Regions from separate parts of the Homo sapiens genome. Here regions 1 and 3 are each linked to region 2. A link is a contact called in ENCODE Hi-C or POLR2A ChIA-PET data. All regions are on one chromosome and are shown on one strand. The core of a region is the stretch at or near the end of the contact, and the rest is flanking DNA. Distances in the headings are between cores, read along the strand shown. Region 1 has its middle 60 kb from the start of PIM1. Region 2 overlaps FGD2 (FYVE, RhoGEF and PH domain containing 2). Region 3 has its middle 77 kb from the start of PIM1.

Region 1 (4,924 bases), core at 1,620-4,119, 86 kb after region 2:
ATTAGCCAGTGTGGAGGCACATGCCTGTAATCCCAGCTACTCGGGAGACTGAGGTAGGAGAATTGCTTGAACCCAGGAGGCAGAGGTTGCAGTGAGCCGAGATTGCACCATTGCACTCCAGCCTGGGGAACAAGAGCAAAACTCTGTCTAAAAAAAAAAAAAGAAAGAAAGAAAAGTAAAAAGAGGCTGGGCACAGTGGCTCACGCCTGTAATCTCAGCATTTTGGAAGGCTGAGGCGGAAGGATCACCTGAGGTTAGGAGTTCCAGACCAGCCCCTGGCCAACATGGTGAAACCCTGTCTCTATTAAAAAAATGCAAAAATTAGCCAGTTGTGGTTGCAGGCACCTGTAATCCCAGCTACTCAGGAGGCTGAGGCAGGAGAATCGCTTGAACCCAGGAGGTGGAGGTTGTAGTGAGCAGCGATCGCACCATTGTACTCCAGCCTCGGCAACAAGAGCAAAACTCCGTCTCAAAAAAAAAAAGAAAAGAAAAGAAAAGTAAAAAGAGATGTACAAATTATTATTATCATTGTTTTGTTTTTCACCCAGGCTGTAGTGCAGTGGCGTGATCTTGGCTCACTGCAACCTCTGCCTACTGGGTTCAAGCAACTCTCATGCCTCAGCCTCCAAAGTAGTTGGAATTACAGGCGTGCACCACTATGCCCAGCTAATTTTTGTATTTTTAGTAGAGATGGGGTTTTGCCATATTGGCCAGGCTGATCTCGAACTGCTGACCTCAAGTGATCTGCCTGCCTCGGCCTCCCAAAGTGCTGGGATTATGGGTATGAGCCACTGTGCCCCATCAGCCACTGTGCCTGGCCCGTCCAAATTTGATGTAGCATTATCACAAAGTGAGGGGTGGGGGAAGAGCAAGAAATGACAAGGAAGGAAATCAGGGAACCTTTTGTAAGATATATATATATATATATATATATATATATATTTTTTTTTTTTTTTTTTTTTTTTTTTTTTTGAGGCAGGGTCTCACTGTGACACTCAGGCTGGAGTGCAGTGGCACAATCTTGGCTCACTGTAGCCTCGAACTCCAGGGTCAGGATGCATGCTATCACACCCGGCTAAGTTTTGATTTTTGATTTTTGTTTTTTGTTTGAGATGGAGTTTTGCTCTTGTTGCCCAGGCTGGAGTGCAATGGCATAATCGCAGCTCACTGCAACCTCTGCCTCCCAGGTTCAAGTGATTCTCCTGCCTCAGCCTCCCGAGTATCTGGGATTACAGGCATGCATCACCATGCCCGGCCAATTTTGTACTTTTAGTAGAGATGGGGTTTCTCCATGTTGGTCAGGCTGGTCTCAAACTCCCGATGTAGGTGATCTGCCCACTTCGGCCTCCCAAAGTGCTGGGATTACAGGCGTGAGCCACCGCGCCAGGCCCATTTTGTAGTTTTTGTAGAGATGAGGTTTCGCCTTGTTGCCCAGGCTGGTCTCGAACTCCTGAACTCAGGCAATCCTCCTGCCTCATTCTCCCAAAGTGCTAGTGCTGGGATTACAGGCATGAGCCACGGTGCCTGGCCTGCAAGATTCTTGAGTATTCTCTTTTGGGTTGCGTCTTTGAGGAGAATAGGCTTTGGGGAGCGGGTAATATAGCATTTATTGATGCCTTGCACCATGCCAGACATTGTGTTTTGTTCTCTCTGTAATATCTTGTTTACTCCTCCAAATCACCCGACAGGGAGGTACTGTTATTTTGCTCATTTTGCAGACAAGGAAACAGAGGCATAGAGATGGTTTGGCAACTTGCCCAAGGTCAGACAGCTAGTTAGGGCAGAGGTGGGACTCAAACCCAGTCCATCCTGGGAGTGAAGCCCATGCTCTCACCCCAGGCCTCTCATCTGAGAGCCAAGGGGGCTGAGGAGGCAGCTGAGCCGCCGAGGAATGGCTGGCTGACACCTGGGCATTCGACTCACAGTCAGGAGACCTGGACTCGAGCTCCAGCTCAACTGCTTATTAGCCATGTGACCTGGGCCAAGTCATGCCACCTCTTGGGGCCTCAGTCTCTTCAGCTGCAAAACAGTGATAATAAAACCTGCTCCACCTACTTCGTGGGGCGATGTGAGGATTCCATGAAATCAGTGATAATGCAAATGCTTCGAAAACAACTGCAAAGGGCTGCAGAAATGAAGAGATCATGGTAATTTCTTCAGAGAAGCGTCTCCTGGATTATCTCTTGGTGACATTCTAGCTCATCTCCTCCACCTATCCTCAACAGCCTGAGTGTTGGAAGTCAGAACCCTGACCTTGTGGGTCTCTTCCAATACCGCTTTGGTGCAGAGGCAGAAGACAGCTGTTACAGACCGTACCCACTTAAGAATTCTCCAAACAAACATATTAGAGCATTGGCTTAAGGTTCAATCCTACACCAGGAATTTCAGCAAGGGCCCCTGTCTCCTGTTTGTCGTAAAACAAACAGGCTTTCAGCTACTTGGGCAGGATTTAACTAGCGATCAGCCCTAGAGATAAGTGGATCACGCTCAACAAGCTCACATGGGAATAATTTGTACCCAATAGCAGTTTATAATTTATATCTTTGAATCCACAGTCAGGGAGTTAGTTATCTTTGCAGTGACTAGAGACACAGACTCCCCCCATATTACACGCCCCCTCTGTCCAACACAGAGCTAAATGAGAAGCAGAATGAGTAATCGGGAGACTGAGTAGTGGGCATGAAATCACAGTCCAATGTGTGAATCGCTCATTCTTACTAGAAGCCTGTAAAAATTGGAAGGTGGGACCTCCTTCAGTTTATCTGTTCTGTATACCACCCCCCACCTCTCGCTTACCCGTCATACCTATAGCACTAAGCACAGTGCCTCGCACAACAGCTCAGAGAATGTTTCGAAATGAGTGGAATTAGGGGAAAGAGAATGCAGTGGTTTCACAAGTTTCCTGGAGGTCAAGGTGAAATCTGGTGTTTGGCTCCTTCATGGGACCAGCTTGTTTGTGCCTCTTTTGTTGCGGCCTCTCCCTTCTGGAAACTCATCATCCAGTCCTGAATAGAGTAGCAGCATTCAACTCCATCTAAGCTTAAAGGGACTATGTTTCCAAACCCCACATCAGGAAACAAAGCTTGATGGAACATTTGAAACCAGGAATCTATATCCCAGAAGGATCCACGCCCTTCTGTTTGCACTTGGATTTACACTATCCTCTTTCTGCATTTTGACAGATTTTTCTGAGTCCAGTTTACCAGTTTATAGCTTTCCTTACAATGACTCAGTTACTCCTAAATACATCTAGGGAGATCCCTTAGACTCATCAGTAGACTTTCAAATCACCTAACCCAATGGCTTATTGATCCTATTCTGAAGTTTGCTCGGTTCTACACTTTCTTCTTCCAATGTCTTCTTGGAGGCCCCTACACTATGCATCTACTACCCAGAGCACAGGTGGGGCGGGTAGAACATCTGAGCACAGAGAGAACCCTAATGTGCTAGGTGGTGCAAGAAAGGTCTTGGATTCTGTTTCCAGCTCTGCCTCTAATAATGACTAGCCTGGCCAATCCCTTTAGTAGAGATGGGTGAAACCCCATCTCTACTAAAAATACAAAAAATTAGCCAGGCATGGCTGGGCACGGTGGCTCATGCCTGGAATCCCAGCACTTTGGGAGGCCGAGGCAGGCGAATCATGAGGTCAGGAGTTCAAGACCAGCCTGGCCAACATGGTGAAACCCCATCTTTACTAAAAAATACAAAAAGTTAGCTGGGCATGGTGGCAGGCACCTGTAATCCCAGCTCAGGAAAATCGCTTGAACCCGGGAAGCGGAGGTTACAGTGAGCTGAGATCGCACCACTGCACTCCAGCCTGGGCAACAGTGCAAGACTCCGTCTCAAAAAAAAAAAAATTAGCCAGACATGGTGGCGGGTGCCTGTAATCCCAGCTACTTGGGAGGCTGAGGCAGGAGAATCATTTGAACCCAGGAGGCAAAGGTTACAATGAGCCAAGGTCGCATCATTGCACTCCAGCCGGGACAACAAGAGCGAAACTCCGTCTCAAAAACAAACAAAACAAATAATCATTGGTGCACACATGACAATCATTGGTGTGTCCTTTGGTAAGTCAGTTCCCTCTAGGTCTCATCTGCAAAATGGAGAGGAAGGTTAGGCAGCACAGACTCAAGGTCTTAATGATCTCTTGCAAGTCAAGCACTCAATAAGTCATGAGATGGGAGAATTTGCCCACATGCTCGGCTTTCCCTTCTGTAGTTTAGGGATAAATGGTCTATGCTCCTATCTAAGGCATACACCTTCACTGAGCACGAGATCCCATCCCCTCACTCCAGCCATTCTCCCTCCTCTCTCCTGCGTCATGTTTTTTCTTCTTTGCTGAATCATTTTCATCAGCACATAAATATGTGTAATTTCACTCATCTTTTTAAAAAAAGTTGCTCTTGACCCTATGTCTTAGTCTGCTTTGTGCTGCTATAACAGAATACCAGAGGCTGGATAATTTATAAAGAAAAAACATTCATTTGGTTCACAGTTCTAGATGCTGGGAAGTCCAAGGTCAAGGGGCTGGCATCTGGCGAGGGCCTTTTTGCCACATCATAACATGGCATAAGGCATCATAGGGGCAACATAGAGGGGAATGAGGCGGGAGAAGGAAGGGGGCCAAGCTCAAGCTCATCCTTCAATGAGAAAACCACTCCCACAACAATGGCATTAATCCATCTGTGAGGACAGAGCCTTCATGGCCTAGTCACCTCTTTTTTTTTCTTTTTTTTAGATGGAGTATCGCTCTGTCGCCCAGGCTGGAGTGCAGTGGCGCGATCTCAGCTCACTGCAAGCTGGGCCTCCCAGGTTCACGCCATTCTCCCGCCTTAGCCTCCCCAGTAGCTGGGACTACAGGCATGCACCACCACGCCCTGCTAATTTTTTGTATTTTTAGTAGAGACGGGGTTTCACCATGTTA
Region 2 (4,253 bases), core at 460-2,959:
CCTTGCCCCACCACCTCACCAGGCCCATGCCCACTATGCACTCACCCACCCCGTCATCCTCTCTTTACCCGCTTCGGCTAACTGTCCTCTCTTCTCTGCAAGCCCTCAGCACCCTGGCACCTGATGGATTCTGTTGTTAACTCTGCCTACTGGTTCAGGCCTCAGTCTCCTTAACTCCGCCATGGGGATCGTGAAACCTACCTCCAGTGTGGCAGTGAGGATTCCACCAAAAAACATTCTTTCCCTTCCCTCTCCTCTTTTTCTTTCCCCCTCCTCCATAACTCAGGCAGGGCATCCAGTGCGGGTGAGCTACCAGCTTCTTGAGGAGGGTACTGTGTCCACTACAGTTTCTCCTCTTATCAATCCAGGCCCAGTTACCAGAGGTAGATCTCGCTTTGCTTTTTAAGCACTCCTGTACTTGAGCTGTTCTCTGTTGACATCACAACCCCCTCTGTTTACTCTGCAAACAGAGAAGCCCTTTGCAACCTCAGTCTTTGATGACCTCCAGAGGACAGGAGGAGTCTAGCTGGACAGGTTGGGGCCAGTCAGGGAGGTGTCCCCAAAATGTGTTCAACTGCAATCAGGACAGAGTCAGTTTCTAGGACCTGGGAACACACCTGCCTTCAGATGTCAGTGATGAGTTACATCCCGAAGCCAGGTAGAAAGGATGTGGGGATTGGCTACTGTTCCTGGTGATTCACTTCTGTAAATAAGAGTTGAATTGATTCACACTTGTGAGTGAAAGTAGTTCTTTAAAAATTACTTAAAATAGTGAAATACAAAGAGGCACAAAGAATAACAACACCTGTGTAGCTGCCTTCCAGCTTAAGATAGAAAATATTCTGACAACTAAATTAAATGTATGATCCTTGCTTGGATTCTTTCTGGGGTAAAATAAAGCTATCAAGGTTGCTCTTGGGACCATTGGGAGAAATTTGATGATGCAACATATCTAGATAATAATATTGTATTGGCTGGGTGCAGTGCCTCACACCTGTAATCCCAGCACTTTGGGAGGCCGAGGTGAGCGGATCACCTGAGGCCAGGAGTTCGAGAACAGCCTGGCCAACATGGTGAAACCCTGTCTCTACTAAAAATACAAAATTAGCCGGGTGTGGTGGTGTACACCTGTAATCCCAGCTACTCGGGAGGCTGAGGAGGGAGAATCGCTTGAACCCAGGAGGTGGAGGTTGCAGTGAGCCCAGATCACCCCACTGTACTCCAGCCCAGGCAACAAAAGCAAAACTCCATCTCAAAAAAATAAAAATAATAATATTGTATCAATAAATTTCCTGAGCGTGACTGTGACACCGTGGATAGGTAGAAGGATGCCCTTGTTCTTAGGAGACCACCAGCTACATATTTAAGGGTGAGGTGTCATGATGACTGTAATTTATCCTCAAATGGTTCAGAAAAAAATAAAATACATACATATAGAGAGAGACAGAGAGCAAATGTGGCACAAATGTTAATAATTAGTGAATCTAGTGGGTGGTATCATTGTATTATTTGTTCAATTTGTCTGTCGGTAGGAAATTTTTCAAAATTAAACGTTGGTAGAGGAAAAAATATTTACTAATTATATTTAAACATTGAAATCGCTCAATAAAAAAAAAATGCTCCTGAGGTAGCTGAAGCCCCCGTGTGGGGCTGTGCCCTGACCGTGGGTTTCTCTTGCCTGTGCAGATCTTCGTGCCTGCTGAGCCAGTGAGTCATCCTTTCGGTGGTTCGGGTGCCAGTTTCTGTCTCCCCTGCCTGCCAGACGGGAATCCTTGTGAGGGTGGGGCAGGGCCAGGCCTTCTTCTCCAGGTCCCTGCCAGGCCACACTCTGTGCTGGGCACACAGAGGAGCTCCCTGAAGGCTGGTGCCGCCTGATGAACTACACTCCCTCTGCCCCTTTCTCCTGCCCTCCATCTCCACGCCCACATCTGGGCTCCCCATAAAGCCAAGTCTTCCTCGCAGTCACACCTTGCGGCACCCAGTGTTCCTCTCTGAGTCTTCCCAGGCCCCTTTTACCCAGCCTCCCGGCATGATCCATGTCAGCCTTTGGGGGGTGTCTTCGTGGTGAGCTGAGAGTGGGCCCCGCTCCACAGAGTACCCATGTAAAAACAACCAGCCTATCATTTTTAGGTGAAAACACACTTGACTCCATGATGGCGCAGAATACAAAGTCTGCCTGAATCTTAAAGCTAAACTGTGGGACTTGAAAGACACACCCTGTGTGTGGAGGGCCTGTCTGCCAGGTAACAGTGTGGCTCTCAGGGTCAGGAGAGGACAAAAGCTGGGCCCTGCTTGCCTGGTGGGGTCTTTGGGAGAGTCAGGTGAGATGGCGGAGAGGACAGCATTTGGAAAAGTGAATCAGATGCCAGTGGCCCGTCTGGGGCAAGCCCCTTGGGTTCACAGCAGCCCTCACTCGGAGGGAACCTGGAGGGGAGAGAAGTTACGGCCCTCGCGGTGGGGGCCGGGTCTTGAACCCTCAGCCTAAGAGCCCCGAGCCCGAGCTCCCCCATGTGTCGCAGCCTCCAGGCAGTTGGGCCTCACCAGCATGGGGGAGCATCCCCGCTCTGCCTCTATTCCTCCCTCGAAGCTTTCTTTTCCTCCCCCAGTCCCTGGTTGCTCTCATGCCCCCACCTGCCCACCAAGGCAGGAGCCCAGCCCTCCGGTGCCTGGTCTCAGCCCCATGCCCCCTTATGTGTCCTCCTCAGGTGGTGTGTGCCAGGTGCTCCGACTACCGGGCCGAACTGAAATACGACGACAACAGGCCCAACCGAGTCTGCCTCCACTGCTACGCATTCCTCACTGGAAATGTGCTGCCTGAGGCCAAGGAGGACAAGAGGCGGGGCATCCTGGAGGTGAGGGCCACTGTCCCCGCGCTCACCATCCGTCCTCTGTTCAGGGAATGTGTGCCCGGCAACCATGCTGGGCTGACACTGTCCAGTGCTGAGGAACAAGCCAGCCATGGTCACACCCTCCCCCCTCTCCCTCTTCCTCTCTCTGCCCACAGACCCCAGGCCTCTCGCCACAGCCCAGGCAGTGTGGAGCCTGTCACCAAATGGAGGCACCCTTTGGCTGCAGGCTGTCGTCCACATTCTTCTGCACTTCCTCTATGTCCCCATCCGATAGTACGGCCCCTCTGGACAGCTCATGTTCACGTCCCCATGTCCTGCCCCGACAGTCCCAGGGTGCCAAGAGCTGGTGTCACCGCTTCCATTTTACAGATGGGAACACTGACGCTCCAGGTCAGACAGATTGGAGACTCCATTCTAACTGGAAGGGACTCCAGGGGCCAGTCGGTCTTATCCCATGGAGACCCAGGGCTGGAGGAGTGACTTGCCCAAGATCACACAGCAAGTTAGGAGCCAGCTCTCTGATCTCAGTCACAGATGTTCTTTCTGTTGCCCTGGGGGCCTCACTGAGCCACACTTGCCCCCACAGGTGCTCCCCTGTGGGGGTACAACTGTGCTCAGCTAGGCAGCACAAATACAATGTCAACCAGCTCAGCATCAATACCACTGTCCACTGCCCCTCCCTCACGAAGGCCAGGTTGACATCCCACCGTCCCTGGGAGGTGGGAGAAGGTCCCAGCCTGTGCCAGCTGAGATTCACTCCCAGGTTCAAGTTGGCCTCTTTTGGCCAGGCGGGAAGGCTCATGCCTGTAATCCCAGCACTTTGGGAGGCCAAGGTGGATGGATCACGTGCGGTCAGGAGTTCGAGACCAGCCTGGCCCACATGGTGAAGTCCCGTCTCTACTAAAAATACAAAAAAAAAAAAATCAGCCGGGCATGGTGGTGCATGCCTGTAATCCCAGCTACTCGGGATGCTGAGGCAGGAGAATCTCTTGAACCCGGGAGGTGGAGGTTGCAATGTGTTGAGATTGCACCATTGCACTCCAGCCTGAGCAACAAGAGAGAAACTATCTGAAAAAAAAAAAAAAGTTGGCCTTTTTCCACGGGCATCCACCCCGTTTCCAATCCTCCCCATCCTTCCAGGCCCAGGACCCCCTGACCACTAGGCAACACAGCCTGCCCCTGGAGATGCTCAGCCCCTTCTCAGGGCCCAATTCTGTTTCCTGGAGCAGCTCCAGGCACCCTCCCGGCACCTGCCCCTTGTGGGCACACACGCGACAGGTTCAGGCAGGCTGGGGTTTGACTGCAGCTCTGCCACTGGCCAGCTAGCTGTGTGACCACAGGCACTTGATGGGACCTCTCTGAGCCTCAAGGACCAAGGACCCCTCCATTCAGTACTGCTGTAAG
Region 3 (4,536 bases), core at 483-2,982, 68 kb after region 2:
CCTCCACCATGTGGCCGAAGTTCAACCCCAGCGAGATCAAAGTCGTATACCTGAGGTGCACTGGGGGTGAAGTCAGTGCCACGTCTGCGCTGGGCCCCAAGATCGGCCCCCTGGACCTGTCTCCAAAAAAGGTTGGTGATGACATTGCCAAGGCAACGGGTGACTGGAAGGGCCTGAGGATTACAGTGAAACTGACCATTGAGAACAGACAGGCCCAGATTGAGGTGGTGCCTTCTGCTTCTGCCCTGATCATCAAAGCCCTTAAGGAACCAAGAGACAGAAAGAAACAGAAAAACATTAAACACAGTGGGAATATCACTTTTGATGAGATCGTCAACATTGCTCCACGGATGCGGCACCGATCTTTAGCCAGAGATCTCACTGGAACCATTAAAGAGATCCTGGGGACTGCCCAGTCTGTGGGCTGCAATGTTGATGGCCGCCACCCTCATGACATCATAGATGACATCAACAGTGGTGCTGTGGAATGCCCAGCTAGTTAAGCACAAAGGAAAATATTTCAATAAAGGATCATTTGACAAACAAAACAAAAATAAAAGGTCTAGTGACACACACACATGCACGCGCACGTGCATGTTTTTACTGGCGTAATCTAATGTCCCTGGGCCACATGGGTTGCCTTTGAGAGGGGAAGCAGCTAGGAAACAAGTCTGTGAAAGAAACTGTATTTTACATACCCTCCTGTGCCCTTAGAATTTTAACTGTGTGAGTGGGTTGCCTATTTAAAATAAAATGAAAATAAAACTAAAAGAAACCGTTTTGAAATAAATTAAGGCCGGGAGTGGTAACTCACGCCTGTAATCCCAGCACTTTGGGAGGTTGAGATGGGCAGATCACCTGAGGTCAGGAGTTTGAGACCAGCCTGGGCAACATGGTGAAACCCCGTCTCTACTGAAAATACAAAATTAGCCGGGCGTGGTGACGAGCGCCTGTAATCCCAGCTAGTTGGGAGGCTGAGGCAGGAGAATCGCTTGAACCCAGGAGGCAGAGGTTGCAGTGAGCTGAAATGGCATCATTGCACTCCAGCCTGGGCGACAAGAGCGAAACTCCATCTCAAAAAAAAAGAAAGAAAAGAAAAGAAAAGAAAGAAAGAAGGAAGGAAGGGAGGGAGGGAGGGAGGGAGGGAGAGAGGGAGGGAAGGAAGGGAAGACACCTCCCTAGTTCAGCACGCGGCCCCATCGTGCGTTCCTTTCCCAGTGTCCATCTCTCTCTGTTGAACCAGGCCTGTGGTGAGTCTCCCCCTCAGAGGGGCCTCCCCAGAGAGCTTCTATGGCATTCCCACCTCCCTAAGGCCTGCAGCATAACCGACTCCCAGGTGAGGCGGATGAGGCTGGTCATACACCACCCTTTGCGTAGGGAGGGTCTAGAGCTCTGAATGCTCTGTGATGAGGCTCACGGGTTAAGCATCATCAGGTCTGGAGAAGCTGCCCTGGTCCAGAAAAGAGGAGGGGATGCAACAGTGGAGGTTCTGCCAGAGAGCGAGGCACATCTCTCACTGATCTGACCTGGGCCCCTCAGCCCCTGGTTTCCATCCCCACCCACCACTGTTCTGGGGGCAGCACAGACTGGCTTCCCCAGCCGCCTGCCTGCACCGAAGAAAGGCCCAGACAGTAGTGGGACAAAACGGCACCCCATGAGGGCCCAAGGGGTGAGTGCGGAACATGGGCTGGGATGCAGTGGCCTAGACTTCACAGCTAAAGAAACGCCTTTCCTCTTTCTCACAGGCTAACGGTGGCTCGTGGCTGCGGGCCATCAGCCCTCCCTGAAAATTCAGAAGCCAAACCAAACCTCCTTCAGCCAACAAAACCAGACAGTGTCTGACACAGCCTCTTTCTCTCAGTAAAAAGCAGACGTCTTGGATCCAGGTGTGGCAGGACCACCTGCTCTGGCGGAAGGCCAGTGGCCCTCCAGTGGGGGTCTCCTCACCCACCCAGGACAAGAACTGACCTGAGAACCTAGAAATCAAGCTGCTAACACCTCCACCGCACCCCTCGCCCCAGGGGACAAGGTAGTTTTCCAGGCCACACACGTGGGTTTCCCTGATGAGGCATTTTTCTGTATGACAAAACCCTGCTCTTGGCCGCTGCCAGAGAGAAATGAATGTGGACTGTGGTGTGAGGGAAGCCAGCAGGTTTGTTCCCCTCAGGGCTGCCACCACCCCTGGCTGGAGCAGGTGGGGGCCTACAGTGACCACTGGAGGGGTGCCAGGAAAGGGACCCCTCCCCCTACATCATCCCCACACACCTGTGACCATTCCTGAAATTGCACCGTGCACATTCATTCTTGGAGGATGAGAAATTGCGTCTCTTAAAATGTTTCCACCCACAGGAGAGGTAATACATTAAGCTGTTATCAGTCATCTACACCTTAATGTGAATTAGTTGATCAGTCTTGGAATGCTACACCTGGAATGAGGCCTAGTTCAGCCCCTTTTTTACAAGTCAGGAAGCCCAGAGCAGGAGGTGACTGACTTAAGGTAAGGCAGCAAGGTGGTGACCAGGCCAAGGGCAGGAAGAGCCCAAAGGGATGGAAGGTAAACACGTGACTGGGGGATGAGGGAAACCGCAATGTGATCGAGACGAGTGGGGGCATCTTCAGGCATTCATTCCACAGACTAACACAGAGCTGTATCAAGGTTTCCCCCAAGAGAAGGGCCGCTCCCCACCCTAGAGCGTGAAATGTCTTTGAAGTCTCCTGTTTAATCTTAAAATTCATTCACATGCAACATTCTACTCCCTAATATATAGTAATTTGTTTTCACGTCAACATAATTGTGAGATTTATTGAGTGAGATACCACTTTCCATTTACCAGAAAGGCTGAGATCAAAGTTTGTGGTTCTGGGGACAGGACTGGGATGGCTGCGATGGGAATGTGGAGACCTCTCACTGCATGCCCTTCCCTACCTTTTTAAATTTTGTGTCATCTGCAAACATTACCTAGTCAAAAAATTAATAAAATACTTAAAAATATGAGTTGGTTAGGACATGGGGAAATAGGCATTCTTGTTCTGGCAGGAGGTGGTGTGGACAGAAACTTCTGTATGTTGGACAATAGTGATATTTATCCAAATGTTAAACAGGCACACCTTTTACCCAATGATATCTGGTCTAGTCTAGGAACTTCACCCACACCTGGGGGAAACGACACCCAAGTCTGTTCACCACTGCATGATTTGTGCTGATCCTGAGAGGCTGGCCTGAGCATCTAACCCTCTTTGAAGACTATGCTGACTCTGAACAAAGACCAGAAGCTAGACTTCCTGTCTGGCGATCTTCTCCAACCACCTCTTTTTTTTTTTTTTTTTTGAGACAGAGTCTTGCTCTGTCTCCCAGGCTGGAATGCAGTGGTGTAATTTGGGCTCACTGCAAGCTGCGCCTCCCAGTTCAAGCGATTCTCATGCCTCAGCCTCCCGAGTAGGTGGGATACAGGCACGTGCCACCACACCCAACTAATTTTTATGTTTTTAGTAGAAACAGGGTTTCGCCATGTTGGCCAGGCTGGTCTCAAACTCCTGGCCTCAGGTGATCCACCTGCCTCGGCCTCTCAAAGTGCTGGGATTACAGGCATGAGCCACCACGCCCAGCCACCAACCACCTCTTGTTACATAACAACTGGGCTGGGTGTGGTGGCTCCCCTGTAATCCCAGCACTTTGGGAGACTGAGGTGGGAGGATTGCTTGAGGCCAGGAGTTCAAGACCAGCCTCGGCAACATAGCAAGACCCCATCTCTACAAAAAAAAAATTTAAACTTAGCTGAGCATGGTGGCATGCACCTGTAGTCCCAGCTATTCAGGAAGCTGAGGTGGGAGGATCACTTGAGCCCAGGAGGTCGAGGCTGCAGTGAGCCATGATTGTGCCACTGCACTCACCCTGGGCGACAGATTGAGATCTTGTTGCAAAAAAAGACAAAAACAACAGATGCCTACAGAGTGCTCGATTCGTGCCCGGCTCTGTTACATAGACTAAACCCTTTCAGTTTTCACAACTTCATGAATTAACTACTACTATCATCAGCCATGTGTGATAGATGAGAATATTAGGGCCTATTAGTGCTAACCTTGCCCAAGGTCACACGTGCTAACCAAGCAAGTGGCAGAGAGTGGATTAATACCAGGGCCCATGCTCTACATCGCTGCACTACACTGCTTCTCCGCACAATGGATGGTACATGCGTGCATATTAACCACCATTTATTAAATACCTCTTATTTGCTAAGCCACTGTGCAAGTTACTTCACAGTGTTTTATACAAGGCCATCTCTATAGCCAGTCCTGTGTTGATTGCAGAATGGGGGTGGGGAGTGCCACTGAGGAAACTGAAGAAAACAGAAGAGACTATTCCCACCTTTAAGAAGCTGACAATATGTGGCCAAGTGCTCCAAGAGCACTTGGAATATTGTGGCTCCAAGAGCTACAATAGTGGCTCACACCTCTAATCCCAGCACTTTGGGAGGCCGAGGCGGGCTAATCGCCTGAGATCAGGAGTTCAAGACAAGCCTAGCCAACATGGTGAAA

Evidence for each region. Hi-C counts contacts between places; a loop is a spot of excess contacts on that map. ChIA-PET counts read pairs that join two places held with the same protein, here RNA polymerase II (POLR2A). Pooled maps may share reads with other maps.
Region 1: a loop to region 2 is called in a pooled map, with 8 times the contacts of the local background. The contact joins two enhancer-like sites. A Hi-C loop is called at or near these places in 4 of 168 maps with a recorded cell type or tissue (PC-9, endothelial cell of umbilical vein, heart left ventricle and 1 more) and 11 of 50 pooled maps. POLR2A ChIA-PET finds 5 or more read pairs at or near these places in 11 of 52 experiments (B cell, HepG2, MCF 10A and 5 more).
Region 3: a loop to region 2 is called in a map of PC-9, with 5 times the contacts of the local background. The contact joins two enhancer-like sites. A Hi-C loop is called at or near these places in 3 of 168 maps with a recorded cell type or tissue (PC-9, endothelial cell of umbilical vein and naive thymus-derived CD4-positive, alpha-beta T cell) and 9 of 50 pooled maps. POLR2A ChIA-PET finds 5 or more read pairs at or near these places in 8 of 52 experiments (HepG2, MCF 10A, PC-9 and 4 more).

What each region holds. Positions count from the first base shown.
Region 1 is chr6:37,107,955-37,112,878 of GRCh38, forward strand. No RefSeq gene overlaps it. Among named protein-coding and RNA genes, the nearest start is that of PIM1, 60 kb to the right of the region's middle. RefSeq lists a cis regulatory region at 1,706-2,530. Within about 2 kb of position 2,870, at least 3 of the 41 ENCODE cell types and tissues checked have a DNase peak (open chromatin) inside an H3K27ac peak, as active enhancers do.
Region 2 is chr6:37,023,087-37,027,339 of GRCh38, forward strand. FGD2 (FYVE, RhoGEF and PH domain containing 2) reads left to right here. Exons shown (of 16, transcript NM_173558.4): 14 at 2,706-2,852. Among named protein-coding and RNA genes, the nearest start is that of FGD2, 20 kb to the left of the region's middle. RefSeq lists enhancers at 1,424-2,623, 2,335-3,272. Within about 2 kb of position 1,710, at least 6 of the 41 ENCODE cell types and tissues checked have a DNase peak (open chromatin) inside an H3K27ac peak, as active enhancers do; they include PC-9, where a contact is called at or near this core.
Region 3 is chr6:37,091,304-37,095,839 of GRCh38, forward strand. It overlaps the pseudogene RPL12P2. Among named protein-coding and RNA genes, the nearest start is that of PIM1, 77 kb to the right of the region's middle. Within about 2 kb of position 1,733, at least 4 of the 41 ENCODE cell types and tissues checked have a DNase peak (open chromatin) inside an H3K27ac peak, as active enhancers do; they include PC-9, where a contact is called at or near this core.